Linked DNA regions of Homo sapiens: region 2 is linked to region 1. A link is a contact called in ENCODE Hi-C or POLR2A ChIA-PET data. All regions are on one chromosome and are shown on one strand. The core of a region is the stretch at or near the end of the contact, and the rest is flanking DNA. Distances in the headings are between cores, read along the strand shown. Region 1 holds the start of GLRA3 (glycine receptor alpha 3). Region 2 overlaps ADAM29 (ADAM metallopeptidase domain 29).

Region 1 (6,010 bases), core at 2,626-5,125:
TGAAGTAAACCAAGAAAATATTACATTTTTTATTATTATGACATCTGAAATTCACACATTCAAGTTTTGACACGATGTGCCCTAATTTATTCAAGTAGCAATACTGTGTTGATATCAACTTGTAAAGATGAAAAATTAAATGATATGGCAAGAAAGTAATCAACTTAAATGAAATATTTTCTGTTGCTTCCCTGCTTTTGGAAGTTGTTCTGCAAGCTCTTCATAATCATCACTTATCTGCATTTCAAAGAAAGCTGAACACTGATGTTTTGTTCTTTATTTTATTAATATGATAACTAAAATCCAAAAGCCATAGAAAAATTATTACATAAAATAGCAATATCCAAAACAAGTATGAAAGTTTTAAAAACTTTTTTGTAAATATTTTGTAAATTTTTTTCTGCTGCTTTTGCCTTAATAATGCTTATTTACTAAAGTATAGATGATACTTTAGTGCTTTTATGTTTTTGAAAGCACTAAAGTTTCATCTGTAGGTTTGTAAAAATATACTAGAAATACTAAAAATTTGTATAGTACGATAACATTACACTGATCAAATTGTGTACTAGTAAGCAACAGAAACTCTTATACATTACTGATATAAGTGTAAAAACATAAAACTACATAGGAATACTGGCAGTATCTACTAAAGTTAAACACACCCATGCCTGTGCTATGCTTAGCAATTCCCCTTCTAGAGAAAGTCTTGGACCTCAACATCATGATCCCAAAATGAATACATGTATTCACCACAAAAGATGTTCAATGATATTCATAACAGTAGTAACAAACCCTAAGAAATACCCAAATACCCATCAACAGGACAATAGATAAGTTAATTTTGATGTATTCATATAATGGCATATGATACAACAATGAGAATGAATAAGCTATTGCTACATGCAACAAGATGGATAAATCATATAAACATAATGCTTATAAAAATAAAGCAGACTCAGAGTAATTATATAAAGTTCTAAAATGGAAAAGATATACTTATTATATAAGTCAGGAGAGTGATTACCTTTGGCCAAGGTAGTGCCTTGGAAAGGATTATGGTGGAGGAAGAGGGTGGGGTGAGTGCTTCTGTGACAGTCACACTTCTACTTGCTGAACTGTAGTCTCTTCACTTGGGTGTGTTCCCTTTGTAAAACTTTATCTAGAGGGAAATGTATTATTTGTGCACTTTTCTTTGTGTATGTTGTATCTCAATAAAAATTTTAAAAAAATCTTCAAAGCCTATGACATAAAAAGTCTGTACTAGTGAATTATTTACTTATAAATATCTGTGGTTTCTGGTTGTTGTTGTTGCCTCCAAATTGCCCTGGTAAGCTGTTTTGAAATTTAAAAATATGTTAAGAATTAATGCCAATACTTTCTTTTGTTTTCATCTTTTTTCTTGTTTCCTTTGTGCTCAATACATCAGGGCTAGAATTAGAGAATAAAGAATCATTTCCAGGAAGACATTTATTTTACAAAATATTTCCAGTAGAGGGAGCTTCCTTTTTTTTTTTTTTTCTATAGGAAATCCTCTTTTGGGGGTCATCACTAAAAGTGAAAATGCTTAATTTTTTACATATAATTAAAGTTCTTCATAGAGTGATAACCTACTCTCATCTAAGACTAGTCATGGATAGAGAAAAATTTATTTGATTTATGAATGGAGAAAGAAAAACTTGATGAAGAATATAAGTTATGAAGTAAACTTTTGTATGTTGTATGTCTTTTCAAAGAAGTACATTTTTGGGCTTCTCATAAAATTTATTTCTAATTAAAATTATTTAACATTAAAAAAGATAAATTCTTATAATCACAATTATCCATTTGAAATACTTTTTCATAACTTTTAACAAAATTGGACAAAAGTCAGAGAATCTAGTGATGAAGATTATTTATCTCAGAACATGTTTTAACAAATATCATAGTGATTGCCATTATACAAATTTAACCTCATTGACCAAAACATTTTAGTTTCTGACTTTAGCTTCCTAAATCTAAGTATCTATCAACTAAGCTAATCTGATTTCTTTGAAAAAAATGTATTTTACCATCTAAGCCATTAAGAAATATAGAGAAATAATCAATTTATATTTTAACATTAAGTTTGTACTCCTTTACATAATAATTTCAGAAATATAAAAGCTCCATATACTTGGCTTTAATTATTACAAATCAAATTTCTGACAATAATAAAGTCACAAAAATTACTAGATCATATCAAGATGATTTTTATTGAAAATACTTTGGTTAAAAATAGTTCAACTTCTTATTTTGGGAAAAAATCAATAATTTCAGAAATAATAACCATCACAGTTTCTATTATATATAGGCAAATGAAAATAATATAACTTTCTATAAGGTAGTTTGAGATACACTATTGGTTTTTATAAGGTAGCCCAAAGATGAAAAATCGACATAGCAATAAAGAATATTTAAATACTTCAAGTAGAAATCAGTATGCATATAACTTAGTTACTCTAGTTATTGGACTTCAATCCTCCTTTGAAAACCTTGCAAGCCATAAAAATGGAAATCCTATGGTAATTAATTGTAACAGTAAAATTAAATTTATATTGGTGGGTCAAAATTCTATATGAGCAGTACCTTATTTTTACACATTCATTAAGAACGGGGTAAAATTATCTGATCCTTTGTCTAGCTCTCTTATACTCTTTAAATTATTTTTTTAAGCCTACCAAATATGACAGGATCATGATAAGAAAATGACATGTCATAGAACAATTTCATAGTTTAATGGCTTTGTTATAATATTACTTTACTCAAGAAGATTATTCCTGACATAGAACATATCTAATAATCTATTTATGATTTTGCCTTCATGTATTACCTGAGCTAGGTCATTAGAAAATAGTACTTGCAAGGCCCTTATTTTGATTCATTTAACTTAACCTCTGAATATAGCAACAACATTTGGAGTTTCTCTCATCAGTAAATGACTATGGTCTGTATTTCTGCATTAAAAAAAGTAATGTCTCGTTTCTAAATACTAAATGTTTTGTAACTTTCAAAAAAAGAGTAACACCCAAATTATATAATTCACTTAGAAAACGGGAACTTTAAAAGCAATTTGAGAAGGAAAACGTAGGCTTTTAAAATAATTTTTTTTTCTCAGCTGCAAATAACGCAAGATGCCAGTTACTAAAATGCACTAATCAATGAAAAAGCAAATGAGTAGGTCTCAGTAGATAGACTGCTAAATAATTTAGACAGAAAACAATACGATTAAATTGATTGTTTCAACAAGTCAATATAGAATTGCAAATTTCCCGGTCTCATCAATAACAAGTGGTTGCAACGTAATGCACAGGCTTAATGAGTTCTCCGACTGTTAAATCCAAGCGAACTCACCTGAGTAACAGTGCTGCTTCCCAGAAGTAAAATCCCGAAACTAATGTCCGAAAGTGTCTCACGTGGGCCATGATACGGAGAGATATTCACGATCCTGAAAATAGTCTTATCCAAGGCATGGGGAACCAGAAAGACAGAATGAAAATGTACAATCTAACCCCGCATGGTGTTGGTGTAGACTGATGCTTGGGAAGCTTCAGCACCTTAGACAGCTCCCCGCAGTATGCGGACCCCTTCTCAGCATTGAGCAGAAGTGGAGAGTCACAGTGTTATAAATGTGCAGGTGATTTTTACAGTGAAATTACAAAAATGAGTGAGATGAAATGTCTGAAGTGCCTAGGTGCTGGGCAACAGTTCTCTAAAGCTCCAGCAGCAAAGGAAGAATGTTCGTTCTTCCCTGACTGAGACCCAGGATTGGAGGAAGAAGAGCAGCAACAGCCGGAAAGAGGACGCCTCTCCACCTGCTCCAAGCGCCGCCCGCCGGAATCCAGCTCTCCACCTTGGGTTAAAACCCGAGACCCGGAGCGCGGCAAAGGGAAGCGGGGGTGGGGCCGGACAACCCGGTCCTGTCGACCAATCACGACCGCACAGCGGGACGGAGTGACAGGCCACTTACGACGGTAGGCGGGGCTTAGCGCTTCACCCTTTAACAAAACCCAAACAAACCAAACGGCGACTGGAGCGAGGTGGGCGGAAAAAGCCACCTGGGAAAGTCAGCGGTTTTGTGGATTAGGTAGTGTAACCCCGCAGGAGGGACCCTTTAGTATTCCCTTCCGGGAAAAGGCACACTTTAGGTCTTCTCGGATGTGACACTGTCTGTTACACTCTACACCGAAATACAAGAGTCAGCAGTAAACCCAGACCCTGGCGGAGGGCTGGGGAAGAGAAGACAATGTGGTGCGTGAACGCCCGTGGAACGGAAGAACCAGCTGCTTCTAGAATCCTCTCAAGCCTGGCCAGCTTCTGGCCAGGAAGCGTTGTTGACTGGATTTAAGTTGGGTTTCCTTAAGTAATAGTAAGGGTTCTAAAAAGATGAAGGTGTGAAGTCTAAAGAGATGGCTGCTAGAGACGCAAGGCTTCCCACCATTTTTTTTTTTTTTGGTCTTTCCCGTTTTACATCTTCACAGTAAGTTTAAGTGAGAAGAACAGCTAGATCACATGGTACTATAAGGTCCATCTTTTCTCCGTCATGTCAGCTTTCTGTCCTTCTCTTTCTCTATTCTTTTCCCCCTCTCCTTCTCTGTCCCTGTTTTCCTCCCCTCCCACATTTATTTACTTTGGGTTTTGGATGGAAGACTGGAAAAGAAAAGTGTGTGTGTGTGTGTGTGTGTGTGTGTGTGTGTGTTGTGTTGTTTATGTATTTCAAAGTAATAGAAGTTTTTTAAAAATTAAAACTTCTTTGATCTTTATAGTGGCTCTTATTTACTATCAGCCATGATCAAATGTTCATTCCTTGAATCTTAGATTTTCCCCAAAACTTCCTCAGATATTTATTCTGAAATCCCTACTTTCATCTCTTAACTTAGTCTAATGACATGTCAAAAATGATTCCTCATCTTGACACGTTGGTTATTCCTGAAATTCTCTGTTTAACTGGAAAGCATAAGTCACCACCTTCCAACCCTCTCATATGAAAAATCTCTCTCTCTACACTTTAGTAAAAAAGTTTTATTTACATTCAGTGACAATAAAGAGTTTCCTGGATTTATTTCTAGATGTTTTTATTATACTTGTCTCTTTTCACATAGTGGTTTTCTGATTTAAATCATAAACTGCCAGAAGTTTCATAAGGGACACCATTGATTCTGCCCAGGAATATTTGTACCTGGAGAAGATTCATACCATTTTTATCAACTTAATTATTCACGATGAATCTTTTGAAATCTCACTAAGCACAAAAGCTTTTTAGTTGGCGATTCTTTGAATAGCAGTAATAATTGTTTAAAAACGTACGCATTAAAAAACTTCAAAACTTTATTTCAAGAATACGTGGATTCCTTGCTCTGCTTAACCACTGACTGGGTACTTTGAGAAAAGGTATCCTCTTTAAAAAATATCTTTATATATATATATATATTTAAAGTATATTTATTGAGAAAATTAGATTAAATGATCTTGCAGATTTATTCTCTGGCTTGATGGAGACAATGTATGTTTAAGTCAGTAAATTAATAGATAATATTAAAACTCTCTTTAGAGTAATCTGGAAAATTAAATTACACAATGGCTTAAAAGCCAGGATAATTTTAACTATTTCAACTTGTAGTTAACATAAAACATAGAAATATACTTTATAAAATTAGTACGGATATGAAATTAGTATGGATCTAATCCTTTTTAAATATAAAGTTCATATGAAAGAATGGCTGGAATCCTCGTAATACTCATTTTTCATAACACCATAATTATTGTCTTCAAATTACTTGTCACTCTTTGTTATCATCCTCCTCATTTATTTGTTTGACTTTTTCACTAGAGTGAGGACAATGGCCACTATTTAGCACAACACTTAGCATATAATAGATACTCAGTATTCGTTGGGTGCATTAATTATCACATTGGAAACACAATATGTATTTTCTCTATTAGTAAATGAAGGAAGTTGTTACAGTGCATTGGGAACTAGACTAATTAGGTATAT
Region 2 (5,805 bases), core at 1,116-3,615, 100 kb after region 1:
TGGTGCAAGCCTATAATCCCTGCTACTCAGGAGGCTGAGCCATGATCACACCACTGCTCTCCAGCCTAGGTGACAGAGCAAGACCATGTCCAAAAAAAAAAAAAAAAATGAAACATAACAACAAAACATAACACTGTTTCCCCAGTTTCAATTTCTATTATATAAAAATCCTCATTTGCAGTTTTACAATGCTATCTATATGGCTACCACCTTTTCATTAAATAGTTCTATTGTCTTTATGAACTCTCTCTGACTTGCATTTGGCATATATTGAGAACTCTTAAAATTCAGTAAAATATACAAAAAACAATACAAACTAGGCAAAATATTTCAGCAGACATTCCACCGAAGAATATACATAAATGTCAAATATACTTATCAAAGATACTCAGTATCATTAGTCATTAGTGAAATGCAAATTAAACTCAACTAGATACCACAACAAATCTCTTAGAGTGGCTAAGAAATACTCAAAATACCAAGTGCTAGCAAGAATGCAGACAAACTGGAACATTCAAACACAGGTGTTAGGAAATAGTACAGCCCATTTGAACTATTTGACAGTTCATTATACACTCGCTATCAAACCAGCCACTCTACTTTTAGGTGTTTGCCCAACTAAAAACTTATGTTTACGCAAAAACCTGCATATCAATATTTATAGTAGCTTACACCTGTTGGTGCAATAGTAATTGTGTTTTTTTTTAAACAGCATTACTTTCAATGGTAAAAACTGCAATTACTTTTGCACCAAACTAATATAAAACAATTTGGGGAGAACTGGCACCTTTACTATGTTGAATGTTCTAATCTATCTGTATTTGATTTTAAAAAATTTCCCTTATTAACATTTTGTAGTTTTCACCACGTCAATTCTGTACATGTTTTGTTATATTACTATCTAAGTAGTAAATTTTCTTTGGAATGATTGCAAATGGTAGTTGAGTTTTAATTTCAATTTCTAAATATTCCTTGTTTGCATACAAATTGTGATTAAGTTTTGTCTGTTGATCTTGTAACCTGCAGCCTTGGTGAACTCACTTATTGGTTCTAGGAGTATTTTATAATATATTTATAGGGCTAGTCTACACACCACCTGTTATGGCGAGGTCCCTCTTGCTGGTTGGTGCACAGCTACCTGGGTATTCCTGGATGTGGGAGTGGGGTTTCAGGATAAGCCTGGTGGGAGAGTGCTTCTACTGGCCCCTCTATGTTTACTGGGTCCTGATTGATTCCTCTTGCTGGTGGAATCTTGCTTGGTATTATTGGAGGGACATGCATTTGATCCAAGGGAGACTTAATCCTTTCTGAGCCACCTTCTTTTGCTAGATTATGGGCTGGGAAACACTTGGCCTGTGTGGCCTTCTTCTGTTTGGTGGGGGAATATAAGACAAACTGCCATTATAATTTGGCTTTCCTCCAGTCCTAGGATTCCAAATCAGTTTGTCTTCCTCTTCCCTGCTTAAAACGTTTTCCCTAAGGGTATACAAAAACCTTCATTTTCTGGATTTTACCTGTAAGGGATAATTGGAAGGACAGCTGAGTTCAGGCAAGCTGATTTATTATCAGTCCTGCCGGGCTACCTCCTGATAAAAGCAGAGGAGGCAGCCCTGCTTTCAGACCATTGCATGGCTTTACAAGGCGAGGAACAGGGTCAGGGTGGGGGAGCTGAGATGGGTGTGCAGGTGTCTTGACCGCATCCTGGAGATGTTTTTTGCCAGCTTTGTTATGCAAGGTGAACAGACATGTCAACCGCATCCTGTAACTGACTGGTTAGTTACTGGAGGGGTCAGTGAAGGGGGGTTTGTCTTTAGCCCTGGGGGAGCTGTGCGGATGTCACAAACGACTGCATTGTAAGACCCATGGGAAGGGAGGGGGAACAGTCTGGTTGGGGTGACCCTAACATTACCTATCTCTACAAATTCCCTGTCATGTGCTTAAAAAAAAAAAAGACACCAGCCAGAGTTGACAGGCAAAGACAATTGCAGAGGGAGGCAAGACTATTGCAATAGGGGAGAGAGACTAAATTTAACTCCCCTGAAACAAAAGATGGGACAGTTTTTAATGACAAAGTACTAGAGAACTTTGCAGGGAGGTTGGTAAACATGATTCGGCCATCTGTGTTTGCTAATACGTGCTTATCTAAGTTAAGCTCCTACATTTCTATAGAGACTGGATGAAGGCACTCCATCTTTCTTGGTGTATACTTTTCAAAAGGATGACTCTCAGGACCTGGAGAAAGACATTCCTAGTCTGTAAAACTTGCAAGAGAAGATTTACATCTCTAAGCTGCAGCGAAAGAATTTACAATTTTAACTTTTCTAAAGTAACTGCTCTAAGAAAAGAGAGATCAAGGGCCTAGAGTCAGGAAGAAACTTGTCTGAAGTTGAGTCAGGTTCAGGGGAACTTCTAAGGCTGCCTTGGTCAGTGCCAGATGACTTAAAATTTCCGGAATGCCATCTGCTAATTTGCACTTTCTTGTTTTTGCACATGTTGGTTTCTCTGTAAAATATCCTCTCCTCTTTGTTTTCCTGACAGTTTCCTTATTTTGTTTCAATAATCTGTTCAATCTTTACCTCTTCTGTGAGGTACACTCCTGGTTACTCCATATCAGTTGATAAGGCACATTTTGTACCACCTTTTTGAAGCATAATGTTGACTTTCTTTAGAAAGCATATTCTGATGCTTTCAAAAAGACCCAGCCACCTCTTTTTGATCACTTTGTAAAACATAAAATGTCTTTTTGTTACAGGACTTTTCATTAGTTCAGCTCAAGATGAGGTCCTTATCACACAGCTACGAAAATTTAGGCTAGCGGACGATTTGAGGAGTGAAAAAAATGGAAAAGGGGGGAAACACAGACTCTCCACAAAGGCAGAGTCCCTGCTGGTGCGCTTCCCGCCTCGCAGTTTGAATCCCAGGTTCCACACAGGAAGAGGAGGGGCTAAGCTCCTCCCTGCTGCAAAACCCACAGGAACTTCCTGAGTTTCCACCCCAGTGCCCAAGGCCAGCTGGAGTTTTTATGGGGAGTCCTTCCCACTTGTCTGCCTCATTTTTGTATAGGATTTACATAATTTCATTGTTTATACATCTCTCCTTCACTCTATCTCTCACATCTCTCTCTCTTTTTTTTTTTTTTCAGTTGAGACAGACTCTCACTCTGTTGCCCAGGCTGGAGTGCAGTGGCGCGATCTCAGCTCACTGCAATCTCTGTCTCCTGGGTTCAAGCGATTCTTCTGTCTCACCCTCCCAAGGAACTGCAATTACAGGCGCATGCTACGACACCTGGCTAATTTTTGTTTGTTAGTTTGTTTTTGGGACAGAGCCTCAGTCTGTCGCCCAGGCTGGAGTGCAGTGGCCTGATCTCTGCTCACTGCAACCTCTGCCTCCCGGGTTCACTCCATTCTCCTGCCTCAGCCTCCCGAGTAGCTGGGACTACAGGCGCCTGCCACCATGCCCGGCTCATTTTTTGTATTTTTAGTAGAGACGGGGTTTCACCATGTTAGCCAGGATGGTCTCGATCTCCTGACCTCAAGTAATCTGCCCACTTCGGCCTCCCAAAGTGCTGGGATTATAGGCGTGAGCCACCGCTCCCAGCCTCTCTCATATATATCTATATATGAAACTCTATCCCCACTCATGATGTAAAGCTTGAAGCTAAGTAAGCACTCAAAAATACTTTAAATTGAATAATTAAAGCAATTTTCACATTGTGTTAAAATTTTAATAATATGTCTCTTCATTCTTGTCTCTGAGTAACTTGAGTTCATTCATCTTGTGAAAAAGGCCCTAGCACCTTGTCTGGCAGCTGCTTACTGATTATTTAATGAACAAATGGATGAGTAATAATAATTTATAAAGCAAAATTATTTTTCCAGAAAAGTAACAATTTTGTATCAAAACTTGGAATGTCATATTAAAGTCCTTAAAAATTAAATTTACTTAAGAATTAAAAGCCTCAGATTTTATGTTTAAAAGGTAACTATGTCTTTTTTCCTTCAACTATTAATTTTGTTTTTCACAAATGGCCAACTCTTTTTTTTAAATGACTCCTTTTCTCCTAGAATCAGAAATTGTACTTTGAAAATATACTCTAGATTTAACAATTCAAATAGCCCACTAACACTGACAATTTTGATGTAAAAGAATGATTTTCTTCTGGGAAATTTTATATTTATGCATTTAAATTTCTCTTGATTGTTTTTCCATGTACTTCAGAAAGCTGTGAATTTTTTTTTCAGCCTTCCACTTTTGTGTGTAGTTATCAAGTTTTAGCTCATCAAACTGCTGAATTTAAGCTTTATCTGTCTAATTAATATTCTTCAGCAGTTCACAGTCTTCATTTCTCATTTCAGGTTAGAGTACAAAACATTCTCCCTGCAGTCTCACGAACTGTGAACAAAAACTGAAGTGAAAACTCATAGTGCATAACTCGTCAATACTCCTGTGATCGTATAACCATCAGCAAGAAAACAAATTTGATTGAGCCCCCATCCAGTCCTCTTTGCGTGGAATCAGACCTCTTTTGCAGTGGAAAGGAGCAGGTAAAACAAATAAGCAGAGGCACAAAATCATCACCAAACCAGACTCACTGAAATGCCAACACTGGCATGTGCGCAGACATTTTCTATTCTGGACTTACTTCTAAACAGCAATGCCAACAAGCATGAGAGGTGAAAAAATGTGGATAAATACATGTTTGGTTTATTGAACTAGGTCTTATCATATCCAAATTAAAAACAAAAGGCACATCTCAATTTCAAAATAAGGTTCTGAATTTTAATTCTCAGATTCATTGAATTTCTTTTTGATTCAAAATTCAAACTCTTCTATCGAATATATCCTTTAGATAAATTGTCTCCCAAACTCAGCAGCAGATTCTCCCTTTTTCTTGTAGCCACATGAATCTATATATTTTCCCGACCAGAGTCTCCATATATATTGTTGATAGAAACATAACTTTCTATTAACAAAAATTGTTTATGCATATCTACTAATTTCTTACATTGTATTTCCACCAACCAAACATAACCAAGATCACACATATATTCAATCTTACACTGAGAATACCTTAAAAGCTAATATTTTAAACTTTGTAATTAATTCTGTTTGTCTCTATTTTCATTTAAAAAAAATCTCTCTCGTTAGTACCTACCATAATTTATACCCAGTCTCTCTCTCTCTGTCACACACACACACACACACAAGCACACATACACACAGTGAGAGGGAGAGTGGGAGAGACTGTTTTGAATGTTTTGGTTAATTAACTATAATGTATTTTTCTCATTTGTATTTTATTTAAATTTTCATATTTACTTTCATTGAAATGAAATATTTTTCCACATTTATTTTTATTGAAATGACAATACATGAGGCCAGGCAAGGTGGCTAACACCTGTAATACCAGCACTTTGGGAGGGCAAGGCAGGTAGATCACTTGAGGTCAGGATTTCGAGACCAGCCTGATTAACATGGTGAAAACCAGCTCTACTAAAAATACAAAATTAGCTAGGTGTGGTGGCACATACCCGTAATCCCAGCTACTCGAGAGGCTGAGGCAGGAGAATCACTTGAACCTGGGAGGTGGAGGTTGCAGTGAGCCAAGATCATGCCATTGCATTCCAGCCTGGGTGACAAGAATGAAACTCTGTCTCAAAAAAGAAGAAAAAAAAAGGAATGACAATATATGAAGTTTTCCTGAATGGGGAGAAAGTATAATCAGAGAGTAAAGATGTAACAATTCTTAGTTTATAACTTCAAATATTAGGATCTAGTGGTAAGCTACCTCAGTCTATTTGGGCT

What was found. Hi-C counts contacts between places; a loop is a spot of excess contacts on that map. ChIA-PET counts read pairs that join two places held with the same protein, here RNA polymerase II (POLR2A). Pooled maps may share reads with other maps.
Region 2: a map of OCI-LY7 shows a loop between it and region 1 (4-fold over the local background). The contact joins the enhancer-like site here to the promoter of GLRA3 in region 1. A Hi-C loop is called at or near these places in 2 of 168 maps with a recorded cell type or tissue (OCI-LY7 and endothelial cell of hepatic sinusoid), 1 of 37 single-sample maps with no recorded cell type and 1 of 50 pooled maps. POLR2A ChIA-PET finds 5 or more read pairs at or near these places in 1 of 52 experiments (OCI-LY7).

The regions. Positions count from the first base shown.
Region 1 is chr4:174,825,372-174,831,381 of GRCh38, forward strand. GLRA3 (glycine receptor alpha 3) reads right to left here and starts at 3,876. Exons shown (of 10, transcript NM_006529.4): 1 at 3,370-3,876. The coding sequence starts at 3,440.
Region 2 is chr4:174,926,631-174,932,435 of GRCh38, forward strand. ADAM29 (ADAM metallopeptidase domain 29) reads left to right here. Exons shown (of 5, transcript NM_014269.4): 3 at 4,356-4,544. Among named protein-coding and RNA genes, the nearest start is that of ADAM29, 11 kb to the left of the region's middle. Within about 2 kb of position 2,366, at least 2 of the 41 ENCODE cell types and tissues checked have a DNase peak (open chromatin) inside an H3K27ac peak, as active enhancers do; they include OCI-LY7, where a contact is called at or near this core.